Linked DNA regions of Mus musculus: region 2 is linked to region 1. A link is a contact called in ENCODE Hi-C or POLR2A ChIA-PET data. All regions are on one chromosome and are shown on one strand. Each heading gives the region's core, a stretch centred on a gene start or an enhancer-like site at or near the end of the contact. The rest is flanking DNA. Distances are from core to core; before and after follow the strand shown. Region 1 holds the start of Rnf213 (ring finger protein 213). Region 2 holds the start of Slc26a11 (solute carrier family 26, member 11).

Region 1 (3,942 bases), core at 910-3,409:
AGCACACCAGTCACCCTCGCCTCATTCAGCAGGGGCAGAGGCCACGCCCCTGGGCTGGACTCCACTTCTGCTTCCTGTGCTTGCGGCTGGCCCCGCCCCTCCTCCCCACCTGTGTCTGGCGGCCACCTTTGGCTTGGTCACAGTTACATGGTGAGCACTTTGGGACTAGGCTATGGAGGTAAACTTTGTGGACGTTTCCTGGCCCCACTTGCCACAGCCAATCCGCAATCCTTACTATGCCTCCCCTCAAAGACCCCTAGATCCGTCCCTCTGGTCATGGCACCTCCCTCTCACGCACACCTTTAATAACTCCACCACTTAGGTCCTGCCTTCCCCTCTGCACTTCCAGACTCTCTGGCTGGGCTATAAGCTACATAGACGTGGGAGAGGAGGGCTACCAAAAACCCGGCAGAGAATCCCATGCTGGTAACCCCAGCACTTGAAAGGTGAAGGCAGAAGATAAGGAATTCAAGGCCAGGCAGGGCTCCAAAGAACTTCTTAAAACCAAAACAAGCAAGCAGGGGGCGGGAAACACAAGAGTAACTATGTATCCTTTGTGGGCAACCCACAAACTGCGGGAAACACAAGAGTAACTATGTATCCTTTGTGGGCAACCCACAAACTAAGAATGGTTAAGAATGGGAGTTGGGACTGGAGGCTTTCTAGCAAACAGGAGCTACAGGAAAGGGCAGAGGCTGAGAACTGGGGTCACAGGCTTCATGAAGGTTGGGAGCTAGACAAGGTGGTGGCATTGAACAAGTGCTTTCTCAGGTAAAAGTGTGGTCTGCCTCAGCCCTCTGTCCTCTCTTGAGAGATGTAAATTTCTTTTAAGAAAGCTCTGCTTTTCGTGGGTAGTGGTGGTGCATGCCTTTAATCTGGGGAGGCCGAGCAGGACAGATCTGTGAGTTCGAGGCCAGCCTGGTCTACAGAGTGAGTTCCACGTCAGGCAGGGGCTATAAAGAAACCGGGTCTTGAAGGCCAAAAAAACAAACAAACAAACAACAATAACAAAAACAAAATGGGGGGGCGGAGGAGGAGAAAGAAAGTTCTGCTTCTCAAACCATGAGTCTCACAGAACAAACTGAAACACACCACGGGGTGGCAGGTTATCTCCTACTACAATTTTCGGTTGGTGTGCCCAAAGCCAACACCACCTAAGTCAGTTCTCTAGTGCTGCTCAGGAAACTGAGAAGCCTGGACTAGAGGCAGCCTTGCACAAGTAAGCGGCCAGCGGCACCGCCTCTCCTTTCCACCAGCTAGAGGACCCTTCCCGTGCCTCCCCCCCTGGAAACTGCGAAGCCCGGACTAGAGGCAGCCTTGCACAAGTGAGCGGCCAGCGGCACCGCCTCTCCTTTCCACCAGCTAGAGGACCCTTCCCGTGCCTCCCCTCCACCCCCCGCCCGGGCTAGACTAAGAAAAAAGCAGATGGGTTTGGGCTAGCCCATTGCGAGCGAGCGCACCTCTCGCTGCAGCTTCGGGGACAGGGGAGGCTCCCGGCTTTGACCTAGGTAAGATCAGCGCCCTGGGCACAGACGCCTGGCACGAAAAAGTTCTGGCTTCAGTTGGTGAGGGCAGACATCTGGCTCGCAAAAGTTCTGCTGCAGTTGGTGAGAGCAGATTCCGGGGCGGAGCCTGGGACCGCTTTACGCGAGGACACGGGGTTGTGTAGGTTGGGGGTCCCCGACCTTCCTGGGTGTTGCTGGGGAGCAGGGCCGACCTAGCGCTGTCCGCAACCCGAGAGTTAATGGGGTCGGAGACTCAGGGCCAGGCTGGACCGGCTGCCTGCAGTGAAACCGAAACTTGGAACATGAAGGAAGTGGCCGCTGGGCGCCGGCGCATCAGGACGCAGGCACCATTCAGGGACTGTGACCACAGGGGCCATGAGCCGCCGGCCCACTCTTCCCTAGCAGGACCGGCACCCAATGAAACAGCATCCAGAGCTCCGCATGTCGCCCCGTGGACCCTTGGCCCGAAACACCCGCGCCCTGCCCAACGGGACCTTGCACCCCGGTCCCTGCGCGTCCCTGAGACCCACATCCCGCACCCTAGGCCTCGCGTCACTGCCCCTGGACTTGCATCCCGCTCCTAGCCCAGCACCAGATCCTGGAACCCCGAAGCCCCTCGCTCGCACCTGCAGTGCCCATGCGCCCGCGCGGACTGGCGCGCTTCGATGAGGGGTCACGGGGCCGGCGCCGCCCCTCCGCCTCCTTGGCGCACAGCCTTGCTGGAATTCCCCGCCTGGTGGCGCCGGCCTAGCTCGCTTGTCCAGAGCGACTACAGCCGCTGCGTGCCCACGGCCTTCGAAATCTCACTGGCTCTTGCACCAGGGTTGCACATTCTCCCCCAACCAGGACGGACCGCCCTGAATGGGTGACCATTGATAGGTTCAAACCTCTAGCCCCAGACATCCAGCACCTTGGACAGTATCCAGGATTTAGCCAAGCTGAAGCCACCCACAGAAGGACCTGGAGGACAGCAAGAGTGTTCACCTACAGGTTGCGTGCATGCAAAGTAGAGTGATGGCAAAGAAGTGATGGCAACCCATCACATCGAAGTCCACCAAAAGCCGCTAGCAGTAGTCATTGCTAGTGGACGGCCACACTGTGTGCTTGCACTTTCTCATCTGTGAGTCTCAGTCATGTCCTTTGCCCCCAAAGCTTTTTAACTAAGTATTAGCAAGTGTGGGGAGACCAAGCACTCAAATATCTTGAGCCTATGGGAGCCATTCTTGTTTAAAGTACCACAGTATCTGAGGATGGCCCTGGACTTCTGATCCTCCTACCTGTGTCTTTTTGTTTGGTTGGTTGGTTGGTTTGGGTTTGATTTGGTTTGGTTTTTTGAGACAGGGTTTCTCTGGCTGTCCTGGAACTCACTTTGTAGACCAGGCTGGCCTCGAACTCAGAAATCTGCCTACCTCTGCCTCCCGAGTGCTGGGATTAAGGGTGTGCGCCACCACGCCCGACTTCCTGCCTGTGTTTTAAGGGCTGGGGCTACATGTGCATACCACCATGGCTGGTCTTATGTTGGAATGGAACCCAGGGCTTCTGGATGCTCAGCAAGCACTGTACCAACTGATCTCGGTTCCCAAACCTCCATGCAGCTCTCTCAAAGTCTTCCTCCTATGCACCTCGGGGCCAGACCCTCATCTTCCCAGATTTTTAAAGTTTTTTTTTTAATTGCACTTATTTATGTTGTTGTATTAGAGCCACAGCATGCAAGTGGAGCTCCAAAGACAGTCTTCTGGAACCGCCTGTGGCTTAGTTTGTTCCTTATGGTCATTCTTTACACTTAATGGGTTCCCTCCCTCCTCTGGGGGTGGTGGGGTTGAGTGAGAATGGCTTCCATGGGCTGATATGTCCAAATACTTGGTCCCCTGTTGATTGAACTGTTTGGGAAGAAGTAGGAGGTGTGGCCTTTTCCACAGGAGGTTTGTCACTGGGGGCAGCTTTGAGGTTTTAAAAGCCCATTCCACGCCCAGTATACTCTCTGCTTTCAGATCCAGATGTGAGCTCTCAGCCACAGGCTCTGTGCCCTGCCTCTATCATAATAAACTTAAGCCCTCTGAACCTATATGCCCAATCAAACCATCTCTTTAATAAGTTGCCTTAGTCATGGTGTTCCATCATAGCAACAGAAAAGTAGCTAAGAGATTCTCAGCCACTCATCAGCACCTGGAGAAAGGAGTCATGGAGGGCATGCCATGAACTATCCTCCTGAGGCTGGGAGACGAACCTGTTAGCTTGCTGGAAAAGCCACCCATGGGTGTCTTATGTAATACAGAGCAGAGCTCCTTCAGAAACACCCTGTTACCATCTGTGTGTGTGGTGGTGTGGTGGGGGGGGGGGGGGCTCAGTAAGGTGCTGTTGCAGGGTGTGGCTGTCCAGAGGAGCATCTGCTCTGCCTGAATGAACTCTCAGATGGGCACTCTGTTAGGGATTTCAG
Region 2 (3,942 bases), core at 854-3,353, 35 kb after region 1:
GTTAAAACTGCTTGTTATGAGCTGCACCATCTGAGTGTCTGGAACTGAACCCCGGGTCCTCTGCAAGAGCAGCAAATATTCAAATGTTCTTAACTGCAGGGCCATGTCTCTATCCTAAGCAACTTTTTTTTTTTTTTTGAGACAGGGTTTCTCTGTGTAGCCTTGGCTGTCCTGGAACTCACACTGTAGACCAGGCTGGCCTTGAACTCAGAAATCCGCCTGCCTCTGCCACCCAAGTGCTGGGACCTAAGCAATCTTTTAAGACCTGTTGTCTTGTGATTGAGTCTCGCTATGGAGCCCTGTGATAAGCTGGTCTTGAACTCTCAATGTTCCTGCCTCAGCTTCCCAAGTGCTGGAATCTCTAGGCACAAGCCACCAGTGCCTGGTTGTTCGTAAGGCCACCATGAAGCATGATGTGGTCCCCAGTTGGAAAATCTAGGACCGCTTGGCACCAAAAATAAGTCACATGAAAAGAGATTAGACGCCAAGGGGCCGTCTGGGTCGGACACATGGAAGTGTTGGATTCCATGGTCGGTGTTTCAAACTGTGGACAGACACTGAGGAGTAGGAAGGGATCTATCTGGCTGTGGAGAGGGGACAGCTAGCAGAGGGGTCAGTCACTTCACCTGGGGTGGGAGTCCAGCCACTTCTGCATAGGCCAGGGCCTGGGGAATGACGGTGAGTCCCACGGAAAGTCCAGCGATGAAGTCCAGCCTCAGCCACTGCAGAGAGTAGTCAGGCACCCAGGCCAGGACGGGTAGCCTCCTCCTCAGGGCCGTAGCAGAGCAGCAGCATGTGTCTGGTGCCATGTGCAGGCTGGGGGATCTGGTCTGACCCAGACCTTTCACAGAGCTGGGCATGGGTGACATGGAGCAGTGATCAGGGGCTGAGCTTGGGAGAAGGTGGCGTTATCTTCCCAAGGGCGTCAGGAGCATAGCCTGCCTTTTGTGGCAGGGAGGCTGAGCCAGGTGGCTAAGTTTACCAAACCACCATGATCTGGGAAAGGAAGCCAGCAAAATGTGCACATGGGCCTGCACCAAGGATTCAGGGAGGCCTCAGCCTCTCTTTCCCATCTCTGGGCCATAGCCCCTGATCCCAAGCTCTGGTGTCTCTCCACTGTCAACCCCTACCAACCCCCCCTCCCCGCCCCCCGCAAACTAGCTCTTGAGGGGATGCCTAAAGACGACATTTTCACCCCGAAGAACCTGCTCCTTTCTTTTACCCCCTCCCCGGGGAACCTGACTATCCCAGCCCAGAAGAAGCAGGTCCTGCAGGCTCAGGCTTCCTCTGGCCGGCAGAGTGTGTAGGTAGGCAGCCAGGAGGCCCTGAGGAGCCAAGATTTACACCTCACCAAGTGTACACCTCACCACCGCAGAGGGCCACCAAGGTGTTAGGTAGGACTCCACCCACCACTAAGGGCTGCAGTTGGGGGAAAGGGGGTGGGAGTATGTGACATCCCTGAAGTCAAGATTTACCCAGCACCCACTTGTGGCATTCATAGCCCAAGGGTGGGAGGGCTGAAGATTCTACTTTGTTTTCCAAAGACTAACTGAAGCTCTCAAATTAATTCTAGGTACGTAGCATCCGCTAAGATCCTGGCGAACAGACACACACACACACACACACACACACACACACACACACACACACACACACACACACACGTGTCCCAGCCCATAGCTGACTCCTCATTACTGGTCCACACGCCCCAGCCCTGGAAATGACACTCTGGACAAAATCCACTCCTCCCCACCCCCACGCCGCCGCTAGCGCGGGATCCCGGGATCGCGGGGTGGGGTATGGGGGGGGGGGGTTGGGAAACGGAGGCTGAGGTCCCAGTGGGGAACACAAACAAGTCTGAGAACCTGGAGTAAGGCGGCCCGGACTCTAATGGTTTGCGGTAGGGAGGGTTCCCGGAGTAGGGCTCACCCGAGGACTCAGCGCTGGCCCCACAGCTCCTGGTGACCCCAGCCCACACCGCCACACACTCCCTCTCTCCATCACAAGGACCCAGATTCACCCACCGGACGCTGAGACTCAGGGTCTTCCGAAGTGGCGGTAGCTGAGTCCGCAGGAATCTCAGAAACAGAGTGGGCAGGACATGGGCGGGGCCTGCCGTGCACGTGACCGTGGGGAGCGGACGAGCCGGAACCGCTTACCCTGACCGGCGCCGCCATGCACTGCCCGGGACTGGCCTGCTGCACAATTCTGTTGGTCCTGGGACTCTGCGGCGCGCACTCGCGCAACGTGCTACTGATAGTTGGTGAGTGCCGCCGTCCCTGGCACGGCCACCTGCTGCTGCTCCCAGAAGCGGCCACTGGGCTCTTCCCCGCCACTGGCCCATGCTGACCCCGGCGCGCCAATTCCTTGCCGAGCCTCCTGTTGCAGGTCTCTTCCTGGTGACTCTAAATGCGTCTGGCCCTCCCGCTTCTGCCATCCCCAAGCTGGCCAGCATTCCCACATCTGTAGTCAAAGCTGCCAAGGAGACCCGGTGGACCCCGGCTACTCATGCAGACCTCTGATAAGGTTCCAGAAATGAGAATAGCCTGAGTCCCCGAGTTTTTGCAGGATGCCCTGGTCAGTTCTCTTAGCTCCTGGCCCAAAAGTACAGTACTCCAATGCCCACGCAAACCACCAAGTTCCTCCTGCATTCATGAGACTTCCTGTTTGGGTGATCAGTGCCTGGCTTGTGACAGCCCAGGCCTTCTGAGGTCTGGCTCTGGGCCAGGCCCACTCTTCTGATAAACTTTGTGGTATCTGGGCAAGCCAGTTGGTTAATTGTAACATAAACAGTGCTGTCTTTGCAGCACTACCCCCAATCTCTCCAAGGATAGTCTCGAAGATCGGCCTAGGGTGTATATCCACCGGATAGGATTGGCGCTGGAATCCTCTGGAGCCAGTTCGTGTGGCTCTGGAACTTCGGTCCTGTCTCAGCTTGGACAGCCATCACAACAAAACCTGGCAGTCTCAGGGCTAGAGAGGTGGCTCAGTGGTTAGGAGAAGTGGCTGCTCTTCCAGAGGACACAGGTTCAATACTCAGAACCCACATGGCGGCTCACAGGGATCTGTAACTGTTGTATATGTACATGCAGGGAAAATACGGACAAAGCAGAAAATAGAGTCACACTCACGCATGCACACATGCACGCCACACTACAGGCCAGGTTTTTAACAAACCAATGTAAGTCTAACAATTTCATTATATGGAGAGACTGGGTTCAGAGAGCCGGCTCCTCCCTCTGTTTCTGGGGAGGCCTTCCTGGATTGTTGATGACACCTGTCTCATTTCCAAACCTGACAGAGAAATGCCACAGTCCTGTTCGATTGGACCCCACCCTCACTTAACTGTTGAAGACTGGATTCAGATAATGACAGCAGGAATTTTAGGACTGAATGATCAGGGTCAGAGGCAAGAGCTGAGACCTCTGTGTGCAAGCAGCATGGCTTCCTGGCATGCAACAGAAGGCACACGTAACACAACCACTCCTGCCTGTCCTCCCATCTGTCCTCCTGGCTGTCCTCTTGCCTGTTCTCCCATCTGTCCTCCCTCCTGTCCTCCATCCTGTCCTTCTGCCTGTCTTCCTCCCTGTCCTTCTGTCTGTCTACCTCCCTGTCCTCCCATCTATTCTCCTGGCTGTCCTCTTGCTTGTCCTACTGCCTGTCCTCCCACCTATCCTCCCGTCTGTCCTCCCGCCTGTTCTTCTGTCTGTCCTTCCGCCTGTTCTCCTGTCTGTCCTCCTGCCCATCTTCCTCCCTGTCCTTCTGCCTGTCTTCCTCCCTGTCCTCCCACCTGTCCTCCTGCCTGTCCTCTTGTCTGTCCTCTGTCCTGTCCTCCTGCCTATCTTCCTCCCTGTCCCTCTGTCCTCCCGCCTGTCCTCCTGCCTGTCTTCCTCCCTGAACTCCTGGCTTTCCTCTTGTCTGTTCTCCCATGTGTCCTCTGTC

The links. A loop is a pair of places that touch in the nucleus more often than their neighbours do. ChIA-PET counts read pairs that join two places held with the same protein, here RNA polymerase II (POLR2A).
Region 2: a loop to region 1 is called in a map of gastrocnemius, with 4 times the contacts of the local background. The contact joins the promoter of Slc26a11 here to the promoter of Rnf213 in region 1. A Hi-C loop is called at or near these places in 8 of 37 maps with a recorded cell type or tissue (T-helper 2 cell, adrenal gland, gastrocnemius and 2 more). POLR2A ChIA-PET finds 5 or more read pairs at or near these places in 4 of 5 experiments (Patski and embryonic stem cell).

What each region holds. Positions count from the first base shown.
Region 1 is chr11:119,388,316-119,392,257 of GRCm38, reverse strand. It overlaps Rnf213 (ring finger protein 213), which reads right to left and starts at 2,159. Exons shown (of 68, transcript NM_001040005.3): 1 at 2,132-2,159. Mir1932 (microRNA 1932) reads right to left here and starts at 1,786; the gene lies at 1,697-1,786.
Region 2 is chr11:119,353,718-119,357,659 of GRCm38, reverse strand. Slc26a11 (solute carrier family 26, member 11) reads right to left here and starts at 2,103. Exons shown (of 17, transcript NM_178743.3): 1 at 2,025-2,103; 2 at 627-852. The coding sequence starts at 809. Sgsh (N-sulfoglucosamine sulfohydrolase (sulfamidase)) reads left to right here and starts at 2,150. Exons shown (of 8, transcript NM_018822.3): 1 at 2,150-2,263. The coding sequence starts at 2,176.